3 separate regions of the Homo sapiens genome follow, and all the other regions are linked to region 1. Evidence: chromatin contacts called from ENCODE Hi-C or POLR2A ChIA-PET data. All regions are on one chromosome and are shown on one strand. Each heading gives the region's core, a stretch centred on a gene start or an enhancer-like site at or near the end of the contact. The rest is flanking DNA. Distances are from core to core; before and after follow the strand shown. Region 1 holds the start of CDKN3 (cyclin dependent kinase inhibitor 3). Region 2 holds the start of DLGAP5 (DLG associated protein 5). Region 3 overlaps LOC105370504 (a long non-coding RNA gene).

Region 1 (3,846 bases), core at 399-2,898:
GGACAAACATTATTCTGGATGTTTCTGTGAAAGTGTTTTTGGATGAGATTTGCATTAAATTGGGAAACGTTGAGTAAAGCAGACTGCCATCCATAATATGGATGGGCCTCATCCAATCAGTTGACGAGCTGAATACAACAAAAGGCTGACCCTGCCCTGTGCAAGGGGTAATTCTGCCAGTAGACAGCCTTCAGACTTTACATGCAATATTGGCTCTTCTTTGTTCTACAACAGCTTTTGGACTCGAAGTACAGCCTTTCCTGAGTCTCCAGCGCACTGGCCTCCCCCCATCAGATTTTGGACTCTCCAAGCTTCCACAAGCACAGGAGCCAATTCCTTAAAATAAATCTGTTTCTATATCCATATATACACATCCTATTCATTCTTTATCTCTGGGCAACCATGACTAGCTAATACAGTCTCTAAATCAAACTGTGGTACCTTCTTTACTAAGGAATTCCTTCTAATAGCTCTATACCCATTGGCTTTCACAACATGAATCAGGGGTTGAAATTTCTGCATATTTTTCTCAGATCTGCTCCAGGCGACTTCCTTTCCCATGGCTAGTTAAATGGGGACTGGAGAAGGCGGAGAAATACTCACATTTTTAAAAGATTACAGCTAATTATGTAGACACACTGGCCCTTAGACCTATCTTACCTGGCATTTTATAATTTCCCTTTCACACAATATAATTTAATTCATATTTGGGGGACAGGAATATTGATCTACACTGTAACTTGTCTAGTTTCTGGAACGATAAACTAAAACTTCAAGCATATAAAATATGTTTATACTCTAAATTTTTAGTTTTTTCCCTAGTATTTGTATGTCTAGATATAATTACAAAGTCTATGTGATGTTTTTCATGTGACGATCCAATACAGTGCTTCCCTGAGCCCTTAAAAAATAAAAAATAAAAATACAACTTAAAGAAACAAAAACTCCCTACCGTAGCCGCTACAAGGGAGGCTAAGGCGGGAGGATTGCTTGAGGACAGGAGTTCGAGGCCAGCCTGGGCAACATAGTAAGACTTCCGTCACAAACACAAAAACTCCCAACCCGGGTTCGAGACCAGCCTGACCAACATGGAGAAACCCCGTCTCTACAAAAAATACAAAAATTAGTCAGGCTTGGTGGCACATCCTTGTAATCCCAGCTACTCGGGAGGGTGAGGCGGAGACTCGCTTGAATCCGGGAGGCGGAGGTGGCGGTGAGCCGAGATCGCGCCATTGCACTCCAGCCTGGGCAACAAGAGCGAACTCCGTCTCAAGAAAAAAAAAAAAATCACCTCCCAACCGTATGGACCACGCTGACATCCTGCCATCAAGAAGCAAAGCTTTCCAGCGTCCCCCAAGCGCTAGGGCCGCCTTCTGACTCTTCCGCCCCGCCTCCGCCCCCTGCACTCTCCCAACTGGCGGGAGGAGGGCGCCCTCCCAGCCAATCAACGTCCCACAGGGCCCGCCTCCCGCGCGTCTTTCAAAGGTCTTCTAGGAACCAGTCAGCGATTAGAGGCCGAGTCTTCGGCCACCCAAAGGCGGAGTAAGAAACCAGAAGCGGATCTGATTGGTTGCTGGAAGACGCCGCGCCCACCTCACAGAAGGACGAACCAGTGAGCTAAGCTGCGGGGCGCGGGCTCGGCCGGGGCACCGGTGAGTCGCCGGCGCTGCAGAGGGAGGCGGCACTGGTCTCGACGTGGGGCGGCCAGCGATGAAGCCGGTGAGTCGGACGTGCTGGGGTTTGGAGGAGCGAGGCGGCAGGGACGCAAGCGGTCCCGGGGACCCGATCCTGGGCCGGAGGGCAGCCCTAGCCTGGTAGCAGTGCGACTGGCGCCGTAACCGTTCTGCGGGTCGGGGAGGTGACTCGCACGGGCCCAGCACGGGCACGAGAGACGAAGGAGCAGGGTCGGTGGCCGACGAAGGAAAGACGGACATTCGCTGTGCACCTGCTGTGGGCTGTCACCTGTCCCCTGCGGGGTCTCATAAGCCTCCCAGCCGCCCAGCCAAAGAGGGCCGAGCCTCGTTGTACCGAGGAAACCGAGCCGAAGAGCTTGAGTGTCAGCGATGAGTGGGCGCGATACCCCAGCCCCGAAGGGTGGCCGGGCGCTACCTGCGCCCACAGGGCCTGGGGAAACCTTGAGTACGAATGCCACGCCGCGGCTTGTGGGCGACACCACCGCTGTCACCATGCCCCAGGGCCACCTGGCAATGCTGCTCTTTTCCCGTGACGTTCAGAATCACAGGGCCTGGGGAAGCAGAAACGTCCAGCTCTGTTAGGATTAATAAACCTGGTGAATGGGCCACACAAATTTGAAATATGAATCATCAAAGTTGCTTTAAAGAAAAAACAGATGCAGGCAAGGAGCTGAAGATCCCCCACCTAACCCATATTTCCTACTGCCCGGCTTGACAACCTACTGGAAGCCTTTCCTTTGGGTGCAGTTGATTATAATACTTCAGATAGAGCCAAAGCAACAGAAATCCATAGCCTAGGGCCGGGTGGTGTCTCGCGCCTGTAATCCCAACACTTTGGGAGGCCAAGGCGGGCGGATCACTTGAGGCCAGGAGTTGGAGACAAGCCTAGCCAACACGGTGAAACCCCGTCTCTACTAAAAATACAAACATTAGCTGAGCGTGGTAGTGCACGCCTGTAGTCCCAGCTACTCGGGAGGCTGAGCCACGCAAATAGCTTGAACCCAAGAGGCAGAGGTTGCAGTGAGCGGATATCACGCCACTGCCCTCCAGCCTGGGCGACAGAGCAAAACCCTATCTCAAGATAAAAGAAAGAAAGAAAAAAAAGTCCGTAGCCTAAATTAGCCGTCCTGTGATCTTCTAGTACCAAGACCGTTGTAGAATATAGCTTCAGAGCTAGAAAGAGCATTAGGTGCTTACAATTGCTAATCCCTATGTTGCCATGTGGAGGGACATCAGCTGTCCTTCACTCCTGGCCTCTTTCTCCACCTGTCCCCATTGAGTTATCTGATCCCCGAGTTTGGAAGGAACTGAACACCAGTATCTCAACTTTTTCTTTCCTTCTTTCTTGGGATCTACCTGCCTGCCTGCAGAAGGTGCTTTCTGGTCCACTCTCTGGCACACAGGAGCCCCAGACTGTCCATGGCCACCTGTGACTGGGTGGATACATTTGTCTAATTCTGGGGTGAACAAGGGGCAAGCCCACGTGGCAACAGCTTTAAGCTGCATACTCCATTTGATATACAATAATAAAACTCCATTTCTTTATCTTTCAATTGGTTTCAACTAGGGAGTGAGAAAAGGGTATGGGTTTTGTTCTGTTTTGTTTTTGTTTTTCTTTTTCTTTTGATTCCTTAAAATTTCAACAAGGAGTGTAGAAGTCTTCCATGTCAAAATGCTGCAGGATTAAGTTCCAACTGCTTAGATCAGCATACGAAGTCTATCTCAATCTCTCTAGTCTAGTGATTCATAAAGTTGGAGGCAGGTTATTTCACCTACACCACCCCCACCAAACTACTAGGCCATGTGGGGATGTTTTTTGAGAAAAGGGGTGGGCAAAACTACTTCATCTCCTCTACTCCATCTCTATTTTGATATCACAGTTCCTCAATACACAAGCCCTTGGCTTAACTTCTTTCCTTTCTTTTTTCTTCTTCCTTTTTTTTTTTTTTTTTTGGCAGAGTCATGCCCTGTCAGCCAGGCTGGAGTGCAGTGGTGTGTTCCTGGCTCACTGCAACCTCTGCCTCCTGGGTTCCAGGGATTCTCCTGCCTCAGCCTCCCGAGTAGCTGGGATTACAGGCATGTGCCACCATGCCTGGTTAATTTTTGTATTTTTGGTAGAGCCAGGTTTTGCCATGTTAGCCAGGCTGGTCTC
Region 2 (3,846 bases), core at 596-3,095, 790 kb after region 1:
TGTTTAGGAACCTTCATGTATTCACCTAAGAAGCTCTCCAAACACAGGTGTTTTTTTTTGGTTTTTATGGCAGCTTCATTACATAAGCATGAGTGATTAAATCATTGACCACTGGTGATCAAGTCAACCTTCAGCTCCTCTCCCCTCCCCAGAGGTTGTGAGGTGGGGCTGAAAATGCCAACTCTCGAGAAATCCTGCCTTGGTCTGTCTAGTGACCAGCCCCAATCCTGAAGCTATTTAGAGGCATCCAGCTATCAGTCAATCATTAGCATACAAAAAGGTACCACTTTGAAGACTCCAAGGATTTTAGTAGTTGTTTGCCAGAAAACAGAACAAGACCAAATATATAGTTCACAATAACCCTATCAGTTTGCTCCATTATTTTCATCCATACAAGAAATCATACAGTTTAGGCCGGCACGGTGGCTTAGGCCTGTAATCCTACCACTTTGGGAGGTCGAGGCAGGACTGCTTGAGCCCAGGAGTTTGAGACCAGCCTGGGCAACATAACACGACCCCGTCTCTATAAATTTTAAAAAAGAAAAGCCATACACACACACACACACACACACACACGCACAAAATCATATAGTTTAATTGGCACATGCCTTTTTCTTGGAAAGATCTTTGAGAATGTATTCAAGCAAAACAAAAGAGGACAATAAAGACGACGTCAGTAGATCCAACTAGGGAGAACAAAGAAAATTAGAAAGTTTGAGGGGGTCACCTGTGTAGCTGGTATAGAGAACTACCAAGCCAAACTGGAGAAAGGATACTGATTCTCAGAAGTCTTGGCAGTTAAAAAACAAAAACAAAAAAAGGTAAGGGGGAGGCTCTGTGATAGACACACTATGGTATATTCTTCAACAAGAATTAACTAAATCCACTAGAAAACTCCAGATAATAGAAAAATTGGCACAAGTAATGCAATACATTGTTACATGATTCTAAGCAATCAACAAAATATAAAAAACGAGAATCTGTCTGACCTGCATGCTAATAACATTCTCCTCTAAGACCCAAGGAAAGTGACAATGGACTGTGCTTTTCATAAAGAACTGTCTTCTACTATTTATCTCCTGCAATATTAATTCGCTAAAGATTGAAGAAAAATTAAGACTTATGTATTAAATACAGGATAGCACTATCCACAGCAAGAGAAAGAGCGAGCGAGGACAACATTAAAGGTACAATTATCAGAATAACCCTGAAAGGTAGTTAACTATTATCGCTCTCATACAGATGAGGTCAATTAACTGCTCACATTAGCATATCTAAAAGGTGGTGAAGCTGGGATCCCAAGCAAGGCAGCCCTGGCTCCACACACACCTAAATTTTGTTTGGCTGAGTGGCGTTTCCTCCAGCTTGAAAGTCCAGAATGCGTTAATCTTGCTTGACTAGAGGTTCTCAACCGGGCGTTTTTAGTTGCCATGGGACCTGGGAAGAGCTACGGGAATTTAATGTCGGAGCTAGTGAAGAACAGTTTCACCCCAAAGGTCAATTACGCCCCGGTGGTGAAACGCTGACTATTACAGAGGTCAGGGCAAACATATGGACTCTTCTAAAGGCTCGCATTATCAGCTTCGGGAAGGGCAGGTAACACGGTCCTAAAGGAGCCTGCCTCTGACTTGCTCCCGCTCGCAGCCCCCGGTCCTCAGACCCTTCTAGACCTTCAACGGAAGCGGGCCAGTGTTCTCCGTCCAGCTCTCCAGCACCCACCTACCTGAGCCACCTTCTAGCGTGAAACCTCAACCAAACAAAAAGTAAAGAACACTCGGTCTGGACGACCACCGCCGACTCCGAAGCAGGAACCCTCACAACCCGAGCCTCCACGAAATTCAAACTTGCCGCACCGAGCCGCTGATTGGAGGGGCTTTAACCAACACTTCCGGGGAAGATCCCACCCCTTCCACTCAACGAGGCTTGCGATTGGTTTGCTCCGTGCGATATTTGAATTGATTGAAAGGTGAAGGGCCAGTTCAAAAGATGGGTGAGAGAGGGAAAATAGGCGGGACCGCGACGCGGGATGAGAAGGAGTGGAGCAGTCGGGGCGCTCACGTCAGGTGAAGGGCGGGAGTGGGCGGTGGAGCCCGAGGGGTGAGGCTGGGTCCCTGGCAAAGCTGGGCTGCGGGAAATCTCCCCCAGAGCTCGCAAGGCTTTTTTTTTTTTTCTTTTTTCTTTTTTTTGAGACAAGGTCTCTGTCCCTTAGGCTGGAGTATAGTGGGCACCGACCACTGCTCACTGCAGCCTTGAGCTGCTGTGTTCAAACCATCCTCCCACCTCAGCCTCCCGAGTAGCTGGGACTATAGGCGCGCACCACTACGCCTGGCTAACTTTAAAAAAATTCCGTAGAGACAGGGCCTCACTACGTTGACCAAGCTGGATTCAGGGCTTTTTAATGTCCTTGTTTAGTCACAGAATCTAGCAGACCTTCTTGGAATGTTTTCTTTACTAGACGTTTTAAAGAAAAGGCTTACCCCAATTATCAAATCCTTACATAGTTTAGCGTTACTTTTCAACGTCGCCAGCCCCCCTCCCCTTTTTTTTCTTTTTTAGTTCATTTTTTGTTGAGGCGAAGTTTTCGTATACAGTGAAAATAATAGTTTTTCCCCCCCAGTGGACAATTTGATGAGTTTGGTAAATGTAAACAGCTGTGTAACTACCACCCAATCAGGACGTAGAGCATTTCCATCACTCAGAAGAGTGGCCTGTTTCTTTCCTGTCCATCTCCCACCACATCAGCAACCACTCCTCTTATTTCTAGCACTATAAAAATGAAGGTGATAGGTACTCTTTTGGGTCTGCGTGAACCAGAAGTTAGTAGTGTTTGTTATTGAGAGGCATTCCATTGAATACTTTATGCATTCACCAGTTGATGGATTTGTATTGCTTTCAATTTTTGGTGATGATGAGCAAAGTTGCTATAACCATTCTCGTACAAGTCCTTGTGGGCATATTTTATTTATCTTGAGGAAATACAGGAGTGGAATTTCTGGGTCATTCTGGGTATGTTTAACTTAAAATTTTTTTTTTTTTTTAGAAGCAGGGTCTCTCCGTCCCCCAGGCTAGAGAGCAGTGGCACAATCATAGCTCATTGCAGCCTTGGCCTCTTGAATAGCTGGGACTATAGGCGGGTGCCGTCACCCATGTCTAACTTTGTAAGGAATTGCCAAGCAGTTTTCCAAAGTGGTTGTACCATTTTACAATTCCCACCAGCCACATATAAGAGTTCCACTTGTTTCACATGCTTTCCAGCACGTGGGGTTGTCAGTCTCTAATGTTCACCCTTCTGGCCAGGCACTGTGGCTTGCGCTTGTAATCCCAGCACTTTGGGAGGTCAAGGCGGGGGGATCACGAGGTCAAGAGATCAAGATCACCCTGGCCAATATGGTGAAATGCCGTCTCTGCTAAAAATACAAAAATTAGCCGGGTGTGGTGGTGCGCGCCTGTAGTCCCAGCTACTCAGGAGGCTGAGGCAGGAGAATCGCTTGAATCCAGGAGGTGGAGGTTGCAGTGAGCTGAGATCGCACCACTCCACTCTGGCCTGGGTGACAGAGTGAGACTCCATCTCAAAAAAAAAAAAAAAAAAAAAGAGACTGAGAATGGTGGCTCATACCTGTAATTTCAGCACTTTGGGAGGCCAAGATGGGAGAATCAGTTGAGGCCAGGAGTTCAAGTCCAGCACTGGCAACATAGCAAGACCCCATCTCTACCAAATAATAATAATAATAATAATACAATATTAGCTGGGCATGGTGGCGCACATCTCTAGTCCCACTACTTGGGAGGCTGAAGTGGGAACATCACTGGAGCCCAGGAGTTTGAGGTTACAGTGAGCTATGATCG
Region 3 (3,846 bases), core at 642-3,141, 780 kb before region 1:
CTACTTTAGAGTTTGTTTGCAGACAGTGGTCTCAGATCCCTTATGGTTCAGTACAGGAAAACAGAAACCACTGTAGGTTTTTCATGCAGGATGTGATTTAATAGAGGGAATTAGGTGCTATGGTAGGCAGAATTTATCAAATGGTTCCCCAAAAATCTTATACTGTAATTCTATAAGCTGTAAGTATGCTAATATAACACTCCTGTGATATATTATATGACTCAGTTTAAGAAAAGGAGATTATCTAAGGGGCCTGATCTAATCACATGAGCCCTTAAAAGCAGGCAGCTTTCTCCTCGTAAAGGAAAAGCAAATCAGAGTTAAAGTGTGGGGATGGATTTGACACAAGGATTCTGCTGCTGGCTGTGATGTTGTGAGAAGGACTCCACGTGGAGGATGCAGGAGGCCTTGTGGGAAGGAACGTAGGTGGCTTTAAGGAGTTGAGAGAGGCCCCTGGTTGATGTTAGCAAGGAAAGGGGAATGTCAGTCCTAAAAGCAGGAGGAAGTAAATTCTTCCAACCACATGAATGAACTTGGATGTAGATTCTTTCCAGCGCCTCCAGATAAGAGCTCAATCTGACTGACCCCTTGATTTCAGCCCTGTGAGAACCCAGAGTAGAGAACCAAGTTGAGCTCACCTGCTCTACGGAAGTGTGTGATAAGTGTTGTTTTAAGGTGCTAAGTTTGTGATAATTTGCTATATAAATTTTTTTAGTAAAATGAAATTGCTGCAACTTCCATTGCCTTCCATTGCCTGAAACAAATAGGAATAGAAAGCAAATATGAGTGCTTACTACATTGCAGAAAAGACTAGAACCAAGAAAGTACTATGCTGTGGAAAAGACTAGAACCAAGAAAGTAAGGTGGATTACTCTTAGCTTTCAGGTTATGTCACACAGGTTGCCACCTGAGGTCAGGAAATAATAACTGGCCCACAGCCTTGAAGCTGGTGCCTAGAGGTGACCAGCCAGCTACTATGTTGGTCACATCTGTGGGAGCTCATACTCAAGTCACCACCACCACCATTGACAGAGGAAGAGGCATCTCTTGCTCTCTTTCCCCTTACAGATATCTCACAAATGAATTTCATTGTCAAATGTAAGTCAAATTCAGAACCTTGGTGGAAAGCAAATCTGGGATATGTAGTTCCCAGGCTTCTGGTGCCTGAGATAAAGGGGAACATATATAAAGGTGGGGGGGGATAATGCTGATTGACCATGAATTTTACCCAATATGGCTCTTCAGACTTTCAAGATCCCTTTAAGTCAGCATTCTCATAGGAGTTATTATTTTCATTTTACAGACCAGAAGACTGAGCTTCAATTGGGTTAAGTATCTTGCCAAAGTTTCATAAATGGTATGTAGCAAAACCGAGAGTAGAACTAAATCTCTTTCTCCCCAAGCCTACATTTTTCAGGCTCTGCAGCTGGCGATGGCCTGCAGATGGAATTTATATTATTGGCTGACAATTGGGCCATGTAGACTCAACTGAGAAGGCAATGGAAGTTGCAGCAATTTCATTTTATTAAAAAAAAAGTTCTCCTGGTAAAGGGCTGCTATTAGACTCTTGGAATCCTGTCCAGCTTCATCTTCTCCTCCCTTCTGTCATCCAAGCTTCCTCCTTGGCCCACATTCCCTAACTTTGCACACAAACCTTGCAATGTATGCTCTGATTTCTGGGTTAAATTTGGTGAAGGGCATCCCCTGCTGTCCTTTTACCTGGTGAATACATGGAATTGGCCCTTCTCCTCTGCGTTTAGGGTCTCACTGCCCTCCCTCATTAGTTGGGATCTGGCGCTGGGCTATGAGCAGCATCAGTAGTATCCTCTACTAAAGGGAATCATGTAGCATTTCCCCCAGACAGCTCTATCTTCCCTGCATACCAATCCAATTACAAACAAATTGGGCCACAGGCTCAAGCATGAGAGCAATTTGGCCTTCTCTCCTCTACTGCTGACAGCTTTAAATCTGCTCCCTTTAAAAACTCAACTCCAGGAGGGGATTTTAGCACCCAAGCTTAAGAGCAGTGGGTGCAATTATCCCAAATATCAGGGTGCCGAGAGACTTAGAGGAAGAGCTCCAGATAATATTTTTCAGGGAAAAAAAAATTAAAGAGACAGGTTCTTTGGGATTTCCCCATGGCTGCAGGTTAGAGTCTTGGAGGCTGGTCTTTGCAGGTCTGTTATTAACTTGGCCTGACTTGATCGGCTCTCTCTGGATTCCCTTTTCCTCTCTGGCTGGTTGCCTTTTCTCTCCTGGACTCTGCCTTAGTGGTGAGGAATTCATTCCTAGGTTTCTGGAGGGAGAGAAAGAATGTTTCAGCTGTCTTTACTATGCCTTAAAAGACATAGTTTTTTTTTTTTGAAACATATGCTCATAGTTTGATAGAGCTGAACTCACATAAAAGCAGAGCATCTTCATATGGGGTGACAAGTGGACAGCCCACCTCTTCAGAAAGCCCAGGATCAGCCAGGCTTTCTCCCCATGATGAATCCCATGGGCAAGCTGCTGGGGGAGTTGTGTGAATTTGCTCCTTCTGCCTTTTAAAATGTCCATTTAAATGTACTTTAAATTGAAAATCCAACGTAACTAGAAAGAAAAACAGATATGAAGTAAGATTGTACATGTAGGGTTTTTTTTAATCAAAATTTTCCAAGTTCAGGTTTTCTTGAACTGTAATTATTGTGGGTTACATCTTGGCATTGATGCTTAACGTGCTACCTCCCTTTCCTTTGCCTTTTTGAGGGAAAGATCATTTGCCATTTTCTATCATCACACCAGCCACACTTTCCACATGAGGACCCACTGGGGTTTCTAGGGAAATTCACTTGAGTGAGGTGCCCAGCTGGCTGTGAGGCTGGGGCATTTCCCTTTTCATCCCCCATCAGGGGGGCCTCTCCTACACAAAGTTTGCCTCTCCCACACCACTCTTCTTTTCCCAGAGGTGTCTCCAGTGATTTCTAGGATGATCTAGAAGAACTTACTGAGATCTTTAAATAGTGAAGTGAAGTGGGTAGGTGCATTCTCTGCTCTCATGGAGTCTAGGGCCCCAGAGGGAAGCAGATAGGTATGGCTATTGCAGGAAGTAAAAGCAGTGCTGGGATGGGAAGAAAGGTGCCAGGAGAGCATGACAACAGGGTACGTAACCCCAGCTTAGCAGGAAGACTTCCTAGAAGAAAAGGCCATCAAGCATAAATATGTTAATAACATTGCCACAGTCTCTGTGACGGGTGTCAGAAACTGACTCAAGTAGAGAATAAAAGTGAGTGTCGCTAAGGGGAAATCCATCAAGGGAGAGCCTTCATGGGATCCACTTGGATGGACTGCAACAGTACCATGGCCATGCCAATGGACTGTGCAGCTGCACTTTGATGGCCTTTGACTCTCCATCACTAAGTCAGTCAAAGGGCCAGAGCTCCTCCTCCTTTATTTCCTGTCTCTCTTAAGCAACAGCTGTGTAACTCAGTGCCTCTTGATGGGGAAATGTTGAATAGGAGAGAGGAATCCCTAGAGGTCTGTGTGGTGAGGGGAGTGGGAGATGAGGCTGGATTTTCCTTCGGCTCAGTTATGGCACCTGCCTCACTTCATCTGAGCTTTCAGCCCTCAGGTCATGATAGAAAAGAAGATGCTGGGATCATCCTGTCAAACTGTCAAATTTGGGGGTGAATGAAATATTCACTAGGGAGCTCCAAGAAGCCAGAAAACTCGTATTTACTTTCAACTGGGGAGAATTTGAACCTATGTCTCCAGATTTGTAAGTCCAGGATATTAATTCATTGTGACATCTGGTCCTTCTCTTTGATATTTTAAAAATAGGCTAGAAATAGAATTGTGAATCCATGCTCC

What was found. Hi-C counts contacts between places; a loop is a spot of excess contacts on that map. ChIA-PET counts read pairs that join two places held with the same protein, here RNA polymerase II (POLR2A). Pooled maps may share reads with other maps.
Region 2: a loop to region 1 is called in a map of CD8-positive, alpha-beta T cell, with 27 times the contacts of the local background. The contact joins the promoter of DLGAP5 here to the promoter of CDKN3 in region 1. A Hi-C loop is called at or near these places in 3 of 168 maps with a recorded cell type or tissue (CD4-positive, alpha-beta T cell, CD8-positive, alpha-beta T cell and naive thymus-derived CD4-positive, alpha-beta T cell) and 8 of 50 pooled maps.
Region 3: a map of OCI-LY7 shows a loop between it and region 1 (2.7-fold over the local background). The contact joins the enhancer-like site here to the promoter of CDKN3 in region 1. A Hi-C loop is called at or near these places in 2 of 168 maps with a recorded cell type or tissue (B cell and OCI-LY7), 9 of 37 single-sample maps with no recorded cell type and 5 of 50 pooled maps. POLR2A ChIA-PET finds 5 or more read pairs at or near these places in 2 of 52 experiments (HepG2 and activated CD8-positive, alpha-beta memory T cell).

The regions. Positions count from the first base shown.
Region 1 is chr14:54,395,359-54,399,204 of GRCh38, forward strand. It overlaps CDKN3 (cyclin dependent kinase inhibitor 3), which reads left to right and starts at 1,649. Exons shown (of 8, transcript NM_005192.4): 1 at 1,649-1,719. The coding sequence starts at 1,711.
Region 2 is chr14:55,189,740-55,193,585 of GRCh38, forward strand. DLGAP5 (DLG associated protein 5) reads right to left here and starts at 1,846. Exons shown (of 19, transcript NM_014750.5): 1 at 1,724-1,846. It overlaps LOC105370508 (a long non-coding RNA gene), which reads left to right and starts at 1,934. Exons shown (of 2, transcript XR_943888.3): 1 at 1,934-2,063. RefSeq lists enhancers at 1,036-1,589, 1,590-2,142.
Region 3 is chr14:53,618,265-53,622,110 of GRCh38, forward strand. All of the region lies in intron 2 of LOC105370504 (a long non-coding RNA gene), which reads left to right. Among named protein-coding and RNA genes, the nearest start is that of LINC02331, 230 kb to the right of the region's middle. RefSeq lists a silencer at 3,360-3,429. Within about 2 kb of position 1,892, at least 2 of the 41 ENCODE cell types and tissues checked have a DNase peak (open chromatin) inside an H3K27ac peak, as active enhancers do.